2 separate regions of the Homo sapiens genome follow, and region 2 is linked to region 1. Evidence: read pairs that join two places in POLR2A ChIA-PET (ENCODE). Cell type or tissue: GM12878. All regions are shown on one strand. Links, peaks and the distances in the headings refer to the core of each region. The heading gives the core; the rest is flanking DNA.

Region 1 (4,000 bases), core at 1-4,000:
TGAACTTGACCAATTTTACTTACCCTTGACTTCCCACTGGTATCTTCAACACATCTCTGCTTGAATATCTCCAGATACCACTGCATGTCTGCAGGCAGGAGGCTCAAGTCTTTTTGGAAGGATTAGGCTAATGAATGGGAGGGGTTAACTGTGTTTTAGAACAGTGCTAGCCAATAGAAATATCATGTGTGAGCCACATATGTAATTCTAAATTTTCTAGTAGCCATGTTTAAAAAAAAAGGAAAAACAATTGGACTTAATTTTAATGTATTTTTATTTAACTCAATATATCCAAATATTATCGCCACATGTTATCTACGTAAAATTATTAAATGAGATACTTTCATTGCTCTCTTCATGTGAAGTCTTCACAATCCCATATGTATTTCATAGGCATAGTATACCTCAATTTGGAGTAGCTACATTTCAAGCACTCAATAGTCATGTGTGCCTAGTGGCAACCATATTGGAAAGTGTAGTTTTATTTTTTAAAATATTTTCTTTTTAAAACAATGTTGTGGGTACATAGTAAGTGTATATATTTATGGGGTACATGAGATGTTTTGATACAGGCATGCAATGTGAAATAAGCACATCATGGAGAATGGGGTATCTATCCCCTCAAGCATTTATCCATTGAGTTACAAACAATCCAGTTACACTCTTTATTTTAAAATGTACAATTAAGTTATTATTGACCATAGTCACTCTCTTGTGCTATCAAATACTAGGTCTCATTCATTCTTACTATTTTTTGTACCCATTAACCATCCCTCCTACCCCCCAGCCCCCAACTACCCTTCCCAGCCTCTGGTAACTGTCTGCCTACTCCCTGTGGACAGTATAGTTTTAGAGTAATTCTGGGGTCCAAGAGGGGCTTCCTGGGCTTGAAAATGAACACAGTTCCAAATGCTCAGCTTGCCTAAGCATGTGGGAGAATCCTGGCTCCAGCCCAAGCCTTGTTCAGTCCTAAAAGCGTCTATTAACTACATCCACATACCTGGCCCTCTAGGAACAGCATGGTGGGGGATGGGTTACTCAAAAGAGTGGGTTTATAGGAAGCCCATATTCTAGGACCAGCTCTGTTATTAGCTAGCCATGTGAACTTGGGCAAGTCATTTTATTCCTTTGGCCTTCCTCTTCATCATCTGCATTGTCTGTGAAGTCAGAGGGTTATACTAGAGATAAACCCCAGGGTTTATCCCAGCATCTTCATCCTCTCATTCAGTTCTAAAAGCTTTACAATTCAGAGGGGAAGGTTTCTGCATTCAAAAATTAAACAGCTGATGGAAGAGCCAAAAGGAAGATGTGAACAATTCAGTAGGAATATGAGAAAGGTGTCTTTGGGTATAGATGTTAATATGCCTGTAAATGGTAGCAGGTCAGGAAAGGGAATTATTACTGTCATCAAAGGCTTGAGGGATGTTTATTGACAGACATTTTTCATAGACACCAGGATAAGAATTTCTACAGTTGGGCTGGGCACAGTGGTTCACAGCTGTCGTCCTAGCACTTTAGGAGGCTGAGTGAGGCAAGTGGATCACTTGAGCCCAGGAGTTTGAGACCAGCTTCTTGGAAGGCTGACATGGGAGGATTACCCCAGGAGGTTGAAGCAGCAGTGATTGAGCCAAGGTCATACCATTGCACTCCAGCAGGGTGGCAGAGTGAGACCCTGTCTCAAAAAAAAAAAAAAATAAAAAAAAAAAAAATAAAAAATTCTTCAGTTTCAGCCCACACACACTGTCTCCAGTTGTCAAGAGCAAATTCTGGGGTAATTGTTCTTCCATGATTTCCATTTAGTGCCACCCCAGACCCCTAAGAAGCCCCCTAAAAAGCCCCTTTCATTTGGACCATTTCCCTGCTTCGGGATTTTGATACGACACCTATGTTTAGGTAACAGGCCACAGAGTAACTGAACAACTACATATTAGAAATGACCCTGAGCTTGGGATCTGAGCAACCTCCTTCCCTCTTCCTTCTGGCCAGAAGACAAACTATAACAAAAATTGCCCAGCAGTGCAGAAGAGGGCAGCTCCTTCCTGCGTAGATGTCTGTCTCCTTAGCATGCTAAAATACTAGCTCACATCAGGGTTAAGAGTTGTGATGATTTTAAAAATGTTGATATGAGTTGGTATTTTCTGAGTGAAAGTGAAACTCAGCTGATCAGGATTTAGTTAAACAACATTATCATCCCCACCCTCTCAAAAAAAAAAGCTTTTATGATATTGAAATTCATCAGAAACTCATGCTGGGGAACAGATTGACATAATTTTCATAACAAGAGGAAAACTGTCTAAATATTCATAATGAAGTGCCCTGAGGTTCCTCCAGCTCACCACATCTGGAGTTTCCCTCTTTCTTATTATAATTGATACAGATTTGTGGCCTCTGTGGGATAGAAAAATAGCCCAAAGGGCTATTGAATATTTTTCTGAAAAATAGTTCAGTCTTACAGATTCAGAAGACCAGCTGAACAGGTGGGTTGGGGGGAAAAATCCTTGACAGAATTTGTACAAGGGCAGATCAGGCTTCTGCATAAATTATGACTGCAGGACAAAGGCTGTTTTCCCTGCTGAACCTCATCTCACTTCCTAACTGGACACTCATACCGCCTTTGCAATCCCTTTGTTCATTGACTTGCTTCTTAGGAGTTCTCATCTGTGATGGCAACAAATGGAACCTTGTTGCTATCATTAGATCATTGGTCCCTCTAGGTTGAGGCTGTATCTTCTACTTGATATCCCCACCATGCAGCCTAGAAAAGTGCCATGGATTCAGTGGGCACATAAAAAGTGGTGGTTGAGCAAATGGAGAAGTATAAATGATTTATGATTTATCAGGCTGTAGATTGCACAGTTTTTTAAAAGCCGTTAGCACCATGCACGGTGGCTCATGCCTGTAATCCTAGCACTTCGTGGGGGCCGAGGCGGGAGGATCTCTTGAGCCCAGGAGCTTGAGGCCAGCCTGGACAACACAGTGAGACCCTGTCTCTACAAAAAATAGAAAAAATTAGTTGTGCATGGTGGCACATGCCTGTGGTCCCAGCTCCTTGGGAGGCTGAGGCAGGAGGATCACTTGAGCCCAGGAGGTCCAAGGCTGTGGTGAGCCACGACCGTGCCACTGCACTCCAGTCTGGGTGACAGAGTGAGACCTTATCTCAAAAATATATATAAAAATTAAAAAGCTATTAGCCATTGGTCCCCTTTGCCAAGTGTACATATACCTGTATATGTAAGCCCCTCACAATGAGACCTTAAACACAATGGTAAGAAACATCTTTCGAAAGTATGTTCCAAACACCTACTTTAAGAGCCCTCTGCATGGAAAACAGTTCCATTCACTGTAGGAAAACAGCACATAATGTATCTCTTAAAAAGTATGCTTAGATTTAGCTCTAAAACATTTATGTATAAAGCCCTCATGCACGATGAGATGCAATGCTAGAAACATCTCCCAAAAACATGTTTGAAACACTTGCTTACGAAATTTTATGCTTGGAAAACAGTTCCATTCGCTATATGAAAACAGCACATAATGCATCTCTACAGAAGCAAGTAGATTTAGCTTTTAAAGTTGTATATGGAAACCACATATAATGAAACTTGAAATACAATGGTAAGGAACATCCTTCAAAAGTATGTTCAGAACACCAGCTTACAGAGCTCTCTGCTAGGGGAAAAAACAAAACAAAACAAAAAATCAAAACAAAATACATTTGTTCCTGTAAGACACTTGAGCATGTTCTGGAGTCTGAGTGGTTAGCAGTGGTTGCTGGTGTTCCTTGGCTTGCCGGTGTTCCTTGGGGCTTGCCAGACCCTCTCTTCTTACCAGCCACTGCTCTCCCAATCGGCCTAAGACTGTTACCAGTGGAGGGTGTCCAGGTTCTTGGCGTCTTGAACAAATAATTGGACAAAACGCACAAACAAAGCAAGGAAAGAGTAAAGCAACAAAAGCAGAGATTATTGAAAATGAAAGTACACTCCACAGGGTCAGAGCGGAC
Region 2 (4,973 bases), core at 974-4,973, 490 kb before region 1:
CTATTTGTATAGCCTCGATCATACTTTGATTTAAAAAAAAAAAAAACCCAGAATAAATAATTTAAATCTTCACTTTAAGCCATTGTTTCTCAACTGTGGGCAGTTTTGCCCTCCGAGGGACATTGGCAGTGTCTGGAGACTTTTCTGGTTGTCACAACTGGGGGATGGGTGCAGTGCTGCTAGCATGTAGTAGATAGAGGCTGGGGTGGGCACAGGACAGCATCCCATAATAGAGAATGGTCCGCCTCACAATAATCCATAGCGCTGAGGTGAGAAAGCTTGCTTTAAATTCATACCATTTTAATGTCCATTTTTTTCTTATGATCTAACAATAACCCCAGAAATAGGAAGAATAAGTAATTTCCTGTTCGATAGATAAGGAAACCAAGGGTCCAAAATGAGTAACATTTTGACTGTAAAGTGACAGCCAGGACCAACTTCTGATTTGAAATTATTCATGATCTTTCCGTGCCCCTCCTACTTACAGGGTGGTCAATGGCTCGATAGCATCTTCTGGAAGCTTGTTAGAAATACAGGTTCTTTGACTCTTCAGTCAGAACATGCATTTTAATAAGATCTCCATAGGCTTCTATACACTTTACATTTTAAGAAGTACTGGTCTGAATCACACTGTCCTTGAAGTTGAAGCAATCAATTTTCTCCCTTAACTGAGTTAAATTATTTTCAAATAGGGAAGTAGAAACATTCTAAGGCAGTATTTCTCAATGGGACTTTTGCATCAGAAATACCTAAAGAACTTCTCACAATACTAATTCTTGGGCTTCTCTTCACATCTACTAATCTGTCTTCAGAAGATATAAAAGCTCCACAGGAGATTGTGATTGATACCTAGGCAAAGAAGCACAGATAATACAGAAAGGTATAATTTCCTTAGGTCATTATACCAGTCTCAGTTCAGTCTCAGTTTTGGAATTGCAGTGTTTGATCACCCTGCAAATTATTGTCCCAGGGAACTTTTGTACTTCAAAAGACTTCTGATCAAAGGGTAATATTAAATAATCTAAAATATGGGGTATGCACAGTTCTGCTCTTATTAAAGTGAGATCTCTATATTTCCCAAGCTTGTTAATCATTCAGGCATGTACATAAGCTTCCTCTTGGGTTAAACCTAAGGATCTTTTTCAGAGGGTATGAGAAAGCTTTAAAATTTAAAAGGAGAAAGATTTATAGTAAAACGGTGAGATTTGATTGTTTATTCAATATGAGAATTTATGAAATAACTGATAATATTTTGTTATGATCAGTTTTTTAAAGTTATTTGTCTCTATTTAAGGATAACAAAGCTGATGTAATTTTAAAATACAATGCAGACGAAGCTAGAAGTCTGAAGGCATACGGCGAGCTTCCAGAGCATGGTAATGTCTGAGTTACTGTATTAACTTGTCATATGGTATTTAGGTTATGTGTTGCTGGTTAGGTGAAGGAACTATGGATTTTGCTTATTTACTTTAGTGCTCACATTTTTAGTTTTAAGTATGCCTGCCTATGCTTCATAATACTAGATACTATAAGAAAGAAATTACTGGAATTCTGTTCCTAATAAATATGGTGAGGAGTTCTGTAAGCTTTGGACTTCCACATAATGCTAACTAAAGGAATAATTTTGTTATAGTATCTATTAAAATTCCTTCCTCGAGAGACTGTCAGTGCGCATATGGGTTAAACACGAAGTGCAAGTCAGCCGGGCATGGTGGCACATGCCTGTAGTCTCAGCTACTTGGGAGGCCAAGACGGGAGGATTGCTTGAGTCCAAGAGTTCAAGGATGCAGTGACCTATGATCATGCCACTATACTCGAGCCTGAGTGACAAAGTGAGACCTTGTCTCAAAAAAAATTAAAAAAAAAAAAAAAAAAAAACCATGAAGCAAGGGCAAGTAATTAGGTACAGTTACTGATTTTGTTTGTTTGTTTTGAAATGGAGTCTCACTCTTTTGCCCAGGCTGGAGTGCAGTGGTGCAGTCTTGGCTCACTGCAACCTCTGCCTCCCAGGTTCAAGCGATTCTCAGCCTCCAAAGCAGCTGAGATTACAGGCATGCACCACCATGCCCGGCTAATTTTGTAGTTTTAGTAGAGACGGGGTTTCACCATGTTGGTCAGGCTAGTCTCAAACTCCTGACCTCAGATGATCCACCCACCTCTGCCTACCAAAGTGCTCGGATTTCAGGCGTGAACCACCATGCCCGGCCTCATTACTGATTTTTATTAAAAAGTTATATTTCCATTTTATCGTTGTATAATAGTATCCCATAGGATTTTTTAAAAGCAACATTTCTTGGTTTTCACCCTTCCAAATACAAAAGTAATGAATTCTTAACGCAGAAAACCTAAAAATAAGTCCCTTATAACCTCATCAAAGGGGAAATGTACTTGACATACTGTTCTGTAGGCCTGCATTTTCACTTGGCAGTTATTATTTTTGGCTCTGTTGTATCTTAAGAAAAAACATAATTTTGTTATATTTTACTTAAGCATGAAAGTCCTGCTGAAATTACTTAGCATTTCTGATCTAAGAAATGTTAATGTATATAGGAATAGGACTAGCGCTTCCTGGTTCATTTTCATTGCTTAGGGGTAATCATGATTTGACCAGATCTTTCTGATTGATGAGTCTATCTGATGATTAGTGAACCAGCTATTCTTAAGGAAATACGTTGTTACCATATTTCCTTGTATGTTGAGAAGTATACCTGAAAGTTATAATAGCTTCAGAATTAGTGTAATTAGGGCCTTCCTTACTAAAAATACCTTTGCAAACAAAAGAAAATGGTAACACAGATACTCCCATCTTGACTTAGCAGTGACACTGCAGGAATTTTTTTTCATAAAATATTCTTTATAGTTATTGTCTTATATAAAAGGAATGCTCTTATGATGAAACTTTGAGTAAATTACAGTGCTGACTTATGAGTATTTCTTACTGTGTCCTTAGCTAAAATCAATGAAACTGATACATTTGGTCCTGGAGATGATGATGAAATTCAGTTTGATGACATTGGAGATGATGATGAAGATATTGATGACGTAAGTAGATGTACCTTGTGTTTTCCAATTTTTGTTATTATCCATGGAGAAACCAACTTTCCCCTAACATCCATTAATTTTAAGAACATGGGACACTTAAATAAGGTTGTATTTTGAGAATTGTCTGAATTAAATAATATTATTTAGAAGACACCTGGTCAAACTGTTTATATTTTGAGAATTCTTTTTTTTTTTTTTTTTTTTTTTTTTTTTGTGATGGAGTTTTGTTCTGTCACCCAGGCTGGAGTGCAGTGGTACAATCTCAGCTCACTGCAATCTCTGCCTCCTGGGTTCAAGCGATTCTCCTGCCTCAGCCTCCTGAATAGCTGGGACTACAGGCGCGTGCCACCACGCCTGGCTAATTTTTTGTATTTTTAGTAGAGACGAGGTTTCACCACGTTGGCCAGGCTGGTCTCGAACTCCTGACCTCCGGTGATCTGCCCTCCTCGGCCTCCCAAAGTGCTGGGGTTGCAGGCGTGAGCCACCATGCCCGGCCCTATTTTGAGAATTCTTATAACCCTCTTCAATTTCTCTTCCTGAAAAGGTCAGTGTTTGCATTGGCAATATTAACGCCAGCCACTCTAATCATAACTTGTTTAATTAAGAGTCTCTAAAGAGATAGCCATTAAGAAATTTAGTGGACAGTTGAAAAATAGATCTTATCAAAGGAACATGCCTTTTTAATTGAAATATTAGTGTGTTGAAAGAATCTTGTTTGAACCAGCTTGATATGAAGCATTGGAATTACAACATACACTGAAAGCCTTGTCAAAATGGAAGCCTATTGCCAATTATGGTATTTTTAGCTGTTGGGTGTGTACTGTTGGCAAACTCTTGGTTTGCAGTTGGTATGTTTATTTTGAGGAAAATGGATTGTCTTTCCTAATAATAAAGTAGTAATGCCCATAAGTGTAAATGCTTTACTGCACTTCTGCTGTTACTGTAATTGAATGAAATTCAAACTTAATCTTTTGGCAGTATAAATTTATTTAGTGATTAGGGTGTTACTCTTAAATCTGTTTTGGGCTCTTCTTTTCAAACCTCTTTTAACTAAAATGTAGTTCAGAAACCACCTGTGTATTTCAACCCAAAAACAATAATAAGTCAGATGTGGTGGTATGCACCCATAGTCCCAGCTACTCAGGAGACTGATAGGGGAGGATCACCTGAGCCCAGGAGTTCAAGACCAGCCTGGGTAACATAGCCAGACTTTGTCTCTACATAAATAACATAATAACGTTAAATTTGATGCAAAGATGGAATTTCGGAATACCTAGAGCAGTTGTTCCTGACCAAGAATACTCACACTGTGAGTTAAATTACTAATATTATAGACATTTTAACATGTACACAAAAATAGGAAGTGAGAAATAAACATGTTGTTCTGTTATTTTCTTAATTTTGGAGACCCTGAGCCAAGAGGAGTCTTACGACTAAACTGTTACTAATATTTTGACAATAGAATTAACAATTCTATTCTTTGGTAAATAAGAGCTTGCAGCTGACATGTGGATTAAGCGCCAACCCAAACATTTTGACATCTGAGCAGGGGTAGAAGGCCTCTTTAAAAAAAAAAAAAAATTAAGGAACCTAACCAGAGAACATGCATGGATATGAAGCCGCATGCACCAAGATAATGGGTTGAGAATCTAGGCGTGGTCAAGATTTTCTCAGTAAAAATTTCTGGATCTGGGCCAACGCCTCCTCAGAACTGGACCCAGCTGGCTGGCTGGAAAAGGGATGGTAAAGAGTGATTATTAAAGGAGTTCTCTTGAACATTTTGTAAAAGTTGGCTCTGTCACCTGAGAACCCTACTCTTTGAGACATTTCTCCAGGTGGTTTATAGATGTTTTAACTATAACCAGATTGACTCAGGAGAATTAGGTCAGTATCACACTGAACGGGATCAATCATATCATGCTTCCTGTGTC

What was found. Peaks named below come from ENCODE experiments on the same cell type or tissue, not always from the same donor. Only the 100,000 strongest peaks of a DNase experiment are listed, where the experiment ranks them.
Region 2: POLR2A ChIA-PET joins it to region 1 with 6 read pairs; 2 of 35 experiments call an interaction of 5 or more read pairs at or near these places.

Annotation. Positions count from the first base shown.
Region 1 is chrX:19,641,017-19,645,016 of GRCh38, reverse strand. The region is part of intron 7 of SH3KBP1 (SH3 domain containing kinase binding protein 1); the gene reads left to right. LOC124905255 (a long non-coding RNA gene) reads right to left here. Exons shown (of 2, transcript XR_007068406.1): 2 at 257-3,892. Among named protein-coding and RNA genes, the nearest start is that of MAP3K15, 130 kb to the right of the region's middle. In GM12878, for the core only: no CTCF peak of the experiment used is centred there; no DNase peak of the experiment used is centred there; H3K27ac peaks cover 246 bases.
Region 2 is chrX:20,128,585-20,133,557 of GRCh38, reverse strand. It overlaps EIF1AX (eukaryotic translation initiation factor 1A X-linked), which reads left to right. Exons shown (of 7, transcript NM_001412.4): 5 at 1,295-1,376; 6 at 2,951-3,042. Among named protein-coding and RNA genes, the nearest start is that of EIF1AX-AS1, 8.9 kb to the left of the region's middle. In GM12878, for the core only: no CTCF peak of the experiment used is centred there; no DNase peak of the experiment used is centred there.